Regions from separate parts of the Homo sapiens genome. Here region 2 is linked to region 1. Evidence: read pairs that join two places in POLR2A ChIA-PET (ENCODE). Cell type or tissue: Caco-2. All regions are shown on one strand. Region 1 overlaps PRH1-PRR4 (PRH1-PRR4 readthrough). Region 2 overlaps ETV6 (ETS variant transcription factor 6).

Evidence for each region. Peaks named below come from ENCODE experiments on the same cell type or tissue, not always from the same donor. Only the 100,000 strongest peaks of a DNase experiment are listed, where the experiment ranks them.
Region 2: POLR2A ChIA-PET joins it to region 1 with 6 read pairs; 1 of 35 experiments calls an interaction of 5 or more read pairs at or near these places.

What each region holds. Positions count from the first base shown.
Region 1 is chr12:10,890,011-10,894,010 of GRCh38, forward strand. All of the region lies in intron 4 of PRH1-PRR4 (PRH1-PRR4 readthrough), which reads right to left. It also overlaps a transcript of PRH1 not described here. Among named protein-coding and RNA genes, the nearest start is that of PRH1, 7.8 kb to the left of the region's middle. In Caco-2, no CTCF peak of the experiment used is centred here; a DNase peak (open chromatin) is centred at 2,121.
Region 2 is chr12:11,766,633-11,770,632 of GRCh38, forward strand. The region is part of intron 2 of ETV6 (ETS variant transcription factor 6); the gene reads left to right. Among named protein-coding and RNA genes, the nearest start is that of ETV6, 120 kb to the left of the region's middle. In Caco-2, no CTCF peak of the experiment used is centred here; a DNase peak (open chromatin) is centred at 2,159.

The DNA of each region.
Region 1 (4,000 bases):
CTTGATTGTTTCATTCCTTGAGAAATGGTCGATTTTTTGTGAGTTGTTTTGAGTACATTGAGTAATTTTCTGTTTTATCTTGCACAGAGGGATTTTCTCTTTTTGCAATACACAAAAAGCCCAATAAGGGTAGGTTCGGACATTGGAGGGTGAAGGCACTCATGGTAAATTATGCTCCACCAACTGGCTCAAATGGCCAGGGAGTTTGTCCCACTAACATTTTTGGTGGTTTTCCCTGGGTCAATCTCTCTGGCACTTATGAGATAATATTTTAAGTATTTAATATCACACCATACATACAGATATAAAGACAATAAAAAGCAGTGCATCGAATGGGTCCAAAGGGCCCTATCCACAAAGTCTTCCTAACTTTGGTGTGTGTGTGTGTGTGTTTGTGTGTGTGTGTGTGCACTGTTTGTTCAATCCTCATCAGTTGAACTCAGGCACTTCTTTTTCCTTTTTCTTTCTAAACCTGCTTGTTAGAGGCTGTCACAGTAGCCAGAAGGCCCTGCTATCTTCTATTTGAGTATTTATAGAATGCAGGAAAAAAGAGGGTAAACTATAAAGAACGACTGTAGGCCTCCCCGGTGCAGTGGCTCATGCCTGTAATATCAGTACTTGGAGAGGCAGAGGTGGGAGGACTGCTTAAGGCCAGGAGTTCTAGACCAGCCTGGGTGACATAGTGAGACTCCTCTGTCTTTACAAAACACTAAAAAATTATCCAGGCATGATGGTGTGTGCCTGTTGTCCTAGTCATTTGGGTGGCTGAGGTGGGAGGAAAAGAAGGGAAGGAAAGAGGAGGGGATGGGAGGGGAGGGGAGGGTTGGCTTTTTTTTTTTCCTCTTGGCTTCTTGCCCTTCTTTCTAGTGCACCTCCCAGTAGGGTCTCTTTTGTATTTCCTCACATGCTATTGTCCTCCATCCCTCAGCACCCCTTCCCCCAACCCCCAGAACCAAGTAGAATGGTGATTTGTGCACATATATCCAACAGGGCTATACTAATTTGAGTCCCTACTCTCCTTGAAGCTTTGCAATATGTTGGGATGGTTCTGTAGGGTCTTTGGTGTCCCTTGGGTCAGGAAGATCTCAGGCCCAGCCCGAATCCCTAAAGCAATTGACATCAGAATAGAGGTAAAGAAGTTATCAGGGAAATATAGAGAAAGTGTCTTCAGGCCAGTATGCAAGACACATTTACTTTCAAATAAGCATTATTGCCACTACTCGGTGGTTAACTGAATAAGCATCTGAATGTAACAACTTTGGGAGATCCTTAATCTTTTCACCTTTCCACCAAAGGCCTGTAACAACTTTGGGAGATCTTTAATCTGTCTACCTAATGTTATCTGGAGAAGACAGCTAAATCTAAAAGTGTCATTTGGAAGTCTGTTTCAGTTCTACCAGTGGTACTCAATTTTCAACCACTTCCCAATCCTCCTCATTAATGAGCAACATAATAGAAGAATATTTATTTACCAATTACAAACATTTTAGTCAACATGTTAGCTACCAGTTCCCATGGACTTTCAGCAAATCCTATTAATCAGCTTGTAGGATCCTTCACTTTCTCCTCAGAAGGCCAGGTCTTTGGGCTGTGTTCCATCCTCGTTGCCAAAATTATTATAAGCTAACAACTTAGCTTGTCACTTGTTGTACTTGCAGAAGGCAAAAGATGGTTTATTATTCACTGAAGTACTAGCAGTAGTCAGAGGAATATCATCGTACTATTTCTTCAAGCTTCAGTCCCCTCACAGGGATAAGATGAGAAACTGATGTTACATGTGCAAGTAGTGGTGTCTATCAAAAGAGAAATCTCAAAATTAGGAAACTCCAGTCTTAAAAACTTTGATCACTGTGAGTAACCTGTCCATCTTGCCTTCTGAAGAAGAAGCTTTACACTGGAATGTAAGCAAATATCTCTGGAGAGAAGAAGAAGAAGAGAAGAGTCTTTATCTTTAAACAAATCTGCCTTCTGACCAAGAGGGATACCCTATTTCTAAATCCCAAGGCTCTTTGCCATGACCTGGTCTTGGGCAAAGTGAACGAGACTCCTAGGGCACAAAACGTAAAAAGGCATTCAATAGGTTGCAGGGCCCTAAAACCAAGTGGCTCCTCAAACTTTGCACCCTGCATGCCTTGCTCACCTGATCCTAGTTGAGGCCCTTCTGTTTGCTCATCAAACATACTGTTTGCTCACAAGATAAGAGCTAGACCATGCAGAAGTGCAATACATTCATGGAGAATTTTTTTCCCAACATCCATTCCCAAGATCAAGGTTACACAGTTGCCAAAGATTGTAGAGTATTCTGAATATATCATCTATTTTCTTCCTGGACAGAACTAAATCCATCAGAAGTAACTTTTTTAAAAAATGTTTCTTTCTTTTGCATACAATTTGTTTTTATTTTAGATTAAGAGATGAGTCCAGAGGTAAGGGGGACAGGAGAACTGTGACATCAGGGATGACACTACCCTTTGAGAGCACTGGAGCAGTTAGAAAGGATTGAAAGTGAATAATCTTATTTCATAAGGGGTATGTCATTTTATGATTCAAATTAAGTCTGTGATTATCACTTAGCAAAATTGCTAAAATCATTATCAGAATATCCCATATCATGATAGGAGGAAGAAAAAGAAGTAAAATCTAAAATTGTTATGGAGGTAAATAGAAGACTGCCATAAACAAGCTATCTACAGAATTATGGGGCTTAGGAATTCACAGTACCCTATAAACAAGAACACAGCTTTGAGAATTTCTATACTCTAATTTTTAAAAATGAAGTATATTTTGTGAATTTTTCACCCACAAATTATTTTAACTGGAAGCCATCACAGCTCATTAATCAGCAATTGGTGAAGGACTAAAGCAGCCCAAATCATTCCTGTCTCAAAGTAAGGCCTGCTTGTAAGCAAGTGTGAACTGGGGATGTATGTGCAGAAATCAGAGCCTAAGTATGGTAAGCTGGACATTTCAGAGATAAGGAAGGCAGCTGGTGTGTGTGAAATCTTATATCAATAACTGATTTTATTTTTTCAGTCCTAATTGCTATTATGGAATTTGTGCTTTTCATTATTACATCTTCACAAAGCATGATTTTTAACTTTAGAACAATTTACATTTTATGCTGGATAATTCTGTTGTGAGGGACTGTCATGTGCATTGTGAGATATTGAGCAGCATCCTTGTCCTCGTACAGTTATCAGGTAAAATACAGAGTGTGTCAGTTCAATTTGAATTTCAAATAAGCAACAAATAATTGTCATTGTCTGTGTATCCAATTATCAATGCTGCAGGTCTGTAATTGGTCCTCCATAGCACACTTACATTATGATGTAAACTCATATTATGGTTATCACAAGTAATACTTATTTATAAATTTATTCTTGTTGTTTTTTCTTTTGTCTGAAATGTAAATTTAACTAGGCCTCCTATATTTTTATTTGCTTAATCTGTTAACATTACAATAGATGCCAGCAGCATCCGTCCAATTTTAACTGAAATGTCTCCAGGCATTATTAAATGTCCCCTAGGGGGGCAAAATTGCCCTGTGTGGAGAACCACTGTCCTAAAGGGATTTCATCCTTTGCACATGGAAATCTCGTGGTCTATTCTCTGGATATTTTAATTTTATTCACACATTTAAAATTTCGTTTTAGGCCTGCAATGTCCAGGTTATTTTTCTAGGGTTTACTTTTTGTTCTATCGATTACCATATAATTAACTTTTTAAAATACTTTCTGCAATGTTGAAAATTTGTCTTTTGTCTTTACTGCTGAAAATTATATTATTTGCTTGCAATATGTTCTTTTTTTTCTTAGAGAGAACGTAATTGTTCTTCAAAATCTGCTTCCAATTATTTCATTTTAAATATTTATTACTGTTACCTTAAACTTGCGATTGTGTTCTTTTATTTAACCTGCTATTTTTACATGCTTTCTCATTACATTTTTAAGAGGAGACGTTCTTATTAAATTCAATTCTGTAAACTGATTGGTTATCCCTG
Region 2 (4,000 bases), 880 kb after region 1:
TTTGCCCATCCCTGACCTGCGTGGAGGCCTTATAGGTTATGTGACAGCCCTATGCTGCCAAGACACAGAAATGACCTCTTTCCTTCCCCTTTTGACATAAAGCAATGATTGAAGACGTCTTCAGCAATGGGGTGGGGGCGGGCAGTCAGGGGAGAATGCAGCCATTTCCTCAGGCCGGCCTTTAAAATCTTGAAGGCAGTAAATGTAAGTGCTATTCCGGTCTTGGGAGCTGGGTCTGAATTCTTTGCTTTGTTGAAGGAAATAGGGCTCTGTGCTGGGTGGACGATATTCTTGTACCTGAACATGTCATTTTCTTCAGTTCCATCAGCCTGCATGTGGTGCTTTGTTTTGTTTCTGAAATTGACATGATGATGCCTTAGGAACTAAATTTTTTTCTTTAATGGAACAGGCTAGGAGAAAGAAGGATGGCGGTATCATTTGGGGCGTGAGAACAGTCATTATTAATTAGGCTTAAGTTAATGAAATAAAAAAGGCACAGGCTTTGAAATCAGTTGTCTAAATTTAAGGGCCAGCTCTAACAATATACAACCAGCAATGTAACCTTGAACAAGTCACTGAACCTCCCAGCCTCAGTTTCCTTATCTCTAAAATGGGTACAGTCATACCTTTTTCACATTGTTGTGAGGAAATTAGATTATGATTTCAGAGGCACTTTGTGAATTCCTATAAGCCTTCATACTTCTTATTAAACCACTATTGGGATCTCTGGAGACTGAAATATAGTATTAGGCTAAGACAGCAGAATTGTAGAATTTGTAGATCAATTTGGCAAATATTTAGTAGAAGTCTTCTATGTGTGCAGCATGGCTCGACTCTGTGGGGGAAAATAAACAAGTGGAAAGTTTCAGGTGGCCGCATGGTATAGCAGAAAGAATATTGGACTTGGGGCCAGGAGGCCAGGGTTCAATCCTGGCTGTCACTCAGTTGCCTGTGACTTGGTATGAACTGTTTAACCTTGATGAGCCTCAGTTGCTCATCTGTAAAACTGGGAGAAATCAAACTCTATGACCTTAATAAACTCTGTCCAACTCTAACATTGTATAATCAGTTTTAAGAGGTTTTTGCCTTTAGCAGCTGTTTATAGGATTTATTCTAAAGAGTAGGGAAGAAATATTCATTGTATAAGAGCTTGTCTGATGAAGAAGATTGCATGAAAAAGCTACACTTTTTTAATAAGTATATCTGATGTAAACAGGAAAAATGGGTGCTTGCCAGATATGTCATCTATAGCAACTTGTTTTGAGGGGGTCTCTGAATGCTGACATGAAAATGACTAGGATCATGGGTTGAACGTGAGTTTGCTCAAGAGAAGGTTCTCTTGGGGCTTTGGTTTACTTCCTCCCAGCTGCTCCAGGGAACACTCAGGATATTTCCAAATGGCTGCTCATTTAAGCCATTCCCGTTATGGTTCTCCTTGTCCAAATTGGCTTCCATGGTACAGTCCCAGTGTTGACTGGTTCTGCTAATTTGATTCTTTTTTTTTTTAATGTGCTGATATGTAGTTTTAGGACTGCTGCATTATTGTTCCTCTATCTTTCCGTTTGTATTAGTAAAGAACTATTAGCAATTTTGCCTCAGTCTTCTAAGCACGCTTTTTGATTGGAGAAAACCAAGGTACCAGAAAACTTAGATACCATGTGGAAAGTCACAGTTTACTGGGTGTGTACTATGTGTTACTAGTGCTTTAATAAATTTCCTCATTAATTTTATTCTCCCAGCAAGCCTGGCAGGTAGCTGATAGTATCTTTGCTTTACACATACAGAAACTAGGGCTTAGAGATGGTAAGTAATTGGGTCAAGGCCACAGAACTGGCTGGTAGCAGAGCCAGAATTTGAACTCATGTCTGCCTGCTCCAAAGCCTGTGTTCTTTATCCCCTCAGTGCACCCCTACTGTTTTGACTGCTGTTAAATTGACCTTATGCTTAGAACCGAAGTCAAACCCGTACCAGGGCTGCAAAAAGAAACAAAATTAACCTCATAGTCTGCATACTCTCGAAATGGCAAAAAAGCCTGCAACTTTCCGTTGTGGAAAATAATATACCTGGGTGATAAACTGAGCAAACATCACCCTTGCCCTTGCCTCTGAAAGAGAGCCTGTTCTAGTTCATCCTGGGGCCAGCTTGGCCTGGAACCCCACTGGCCAGCTCTGTCCACACCTTGCATATTAGGACAGAAATCTGCCTACCACATTCCAGCTACATAAAGAAGGTGGCCAGCACCTGACTGCCTCTTTCTCCTTGTGAAATTCCTTGGAAATACCATTTGTGACTGCTTGGGCTTGTTCTGAAGAAAATTCAAATCTTGTTCTGTTTAACAAGGATTGATTGAAGAACCCGTAGGCTCAGTGCTAGTACAAAGATAAGCAAGGAAGGAACTCAGAATAAGAGAGAAAAAACTTGGATAATAATTATCAAAACCAGTATTTATTGAGCACCTACTGTGCCCAGTAGAGTAGTAATTACAGGAGGTAAATATCTAAAACTTACATAGCTCTTCACAGAACATACATCTGTTCTTGCTTCTGTGTTTGATTTTATTAGCTTTCCTCTGTACACATAAGCTTTTAGTGTATGTCCTATTATTGAAGTCCAGAGTTTTATTATTTTTCACTTATTTGGGCATAGATAGTTCCAGAATTTACTTGTCTTCCTCATTCTCATTGTTAATCTCATTTTTCTTCCCTGGAGAATATGGACTTTCAAAACTATTTTTCAATCAAGGCCAAAATATTTCTTAAAATTCACTTCTATTTAAAACACAGATAACATCCAGGAGAAAATCTGAGAAGAAAAAAAAAAACGATTTTGATGGTACCTGATTATAAAAGACTCACAGTACTAAGTTATTCTTTGGCACGTGTAGCAAAATACTATGTAGGTGTCATTTCGAGTTCATAGTAAGGGGAGAAATGGTGTCATTTTTCCTGCAGAGAAATTTAATCTTTCACTTTAATCTTTCATTGGCCTATAGCAGCCAGTGGGGTCTTTTAAAAAATTCTTTTCCTTCATATTCCCCGTTTGAGCTTAAGGTACAAAAAAAGAAAATACTCTTGAAATGCTGTGACCAGATCTAGACTGTAACATGCCCCTTCACTCCTCTGGTGAGGAAGTGCGGGAAGGTGGAAGACATTGAGGGGTTGATTATTTACTTCGTTTGGAAGTAAGAAGGGAGGTAGCTCTTATTTGGAATAAGAGCTGTCTTCAGAACAGGTGTGTGCTCTCCTGAAGCCCAGAGCTGTGACTCCCTGGGTGTGTCTCTTACCTGTGCCCTTGGGCAGGTGGCACGGGAGAAGAATACGATAAGAGGAGGATGGTACAGACAGAGGAGTCACAGGCTGAACAGGCTGTCACCGGGGCAAGATGACTGACAGGTGGATGGAATTCACCATCCTTTCCTTTCAATCAAAAAAAAGGTAGAAAGTTGCTCATAAGTAAGTTTGAGTTATATCATCTTCTTCATAGCCGTTGCTCTTCAGACACAGGTGCTGGTAATCAGGAAAATGCAAGGAAACAGCTCTGGGGAAAAGGAACAAGCCTCGTTGGCCTTGAGAGCCCCAGTAGACCATCAGGCCTTGCTTTGGATATTGGGAGGTGACAGTGCCTTCTCACGTGCCTGACAGTTTCCCTGCACCACCAAGACTCTGTGTGACTGAGGCCGTGGCCCGGGTTTCAGGATGGGCATTCAGAGGAAGGAAGTTCCCCCTCCTTCACTTACCTCACGCTTACTAGATGCTGGGTTGCCTATGCCCATGTTAAAGGAAGCCAGATAACTTTCTGTCCCCATGTGATCCAGGCCCATCCTGAAGCCTGGGGGTTCTGAACATAAGTATGGCGGTTGCAGCCTTCCTTCTGTGACTTCTGGAATTCCTGACAGAGAGGGTCATATCTAGCCACTGTCAACCGGATGCTAGACTTGTTTTGTTAGGCCCTTCCTCCTTCCCTTCCTCTACTTATCTTCCAATAACCTTAGGATTTGGAG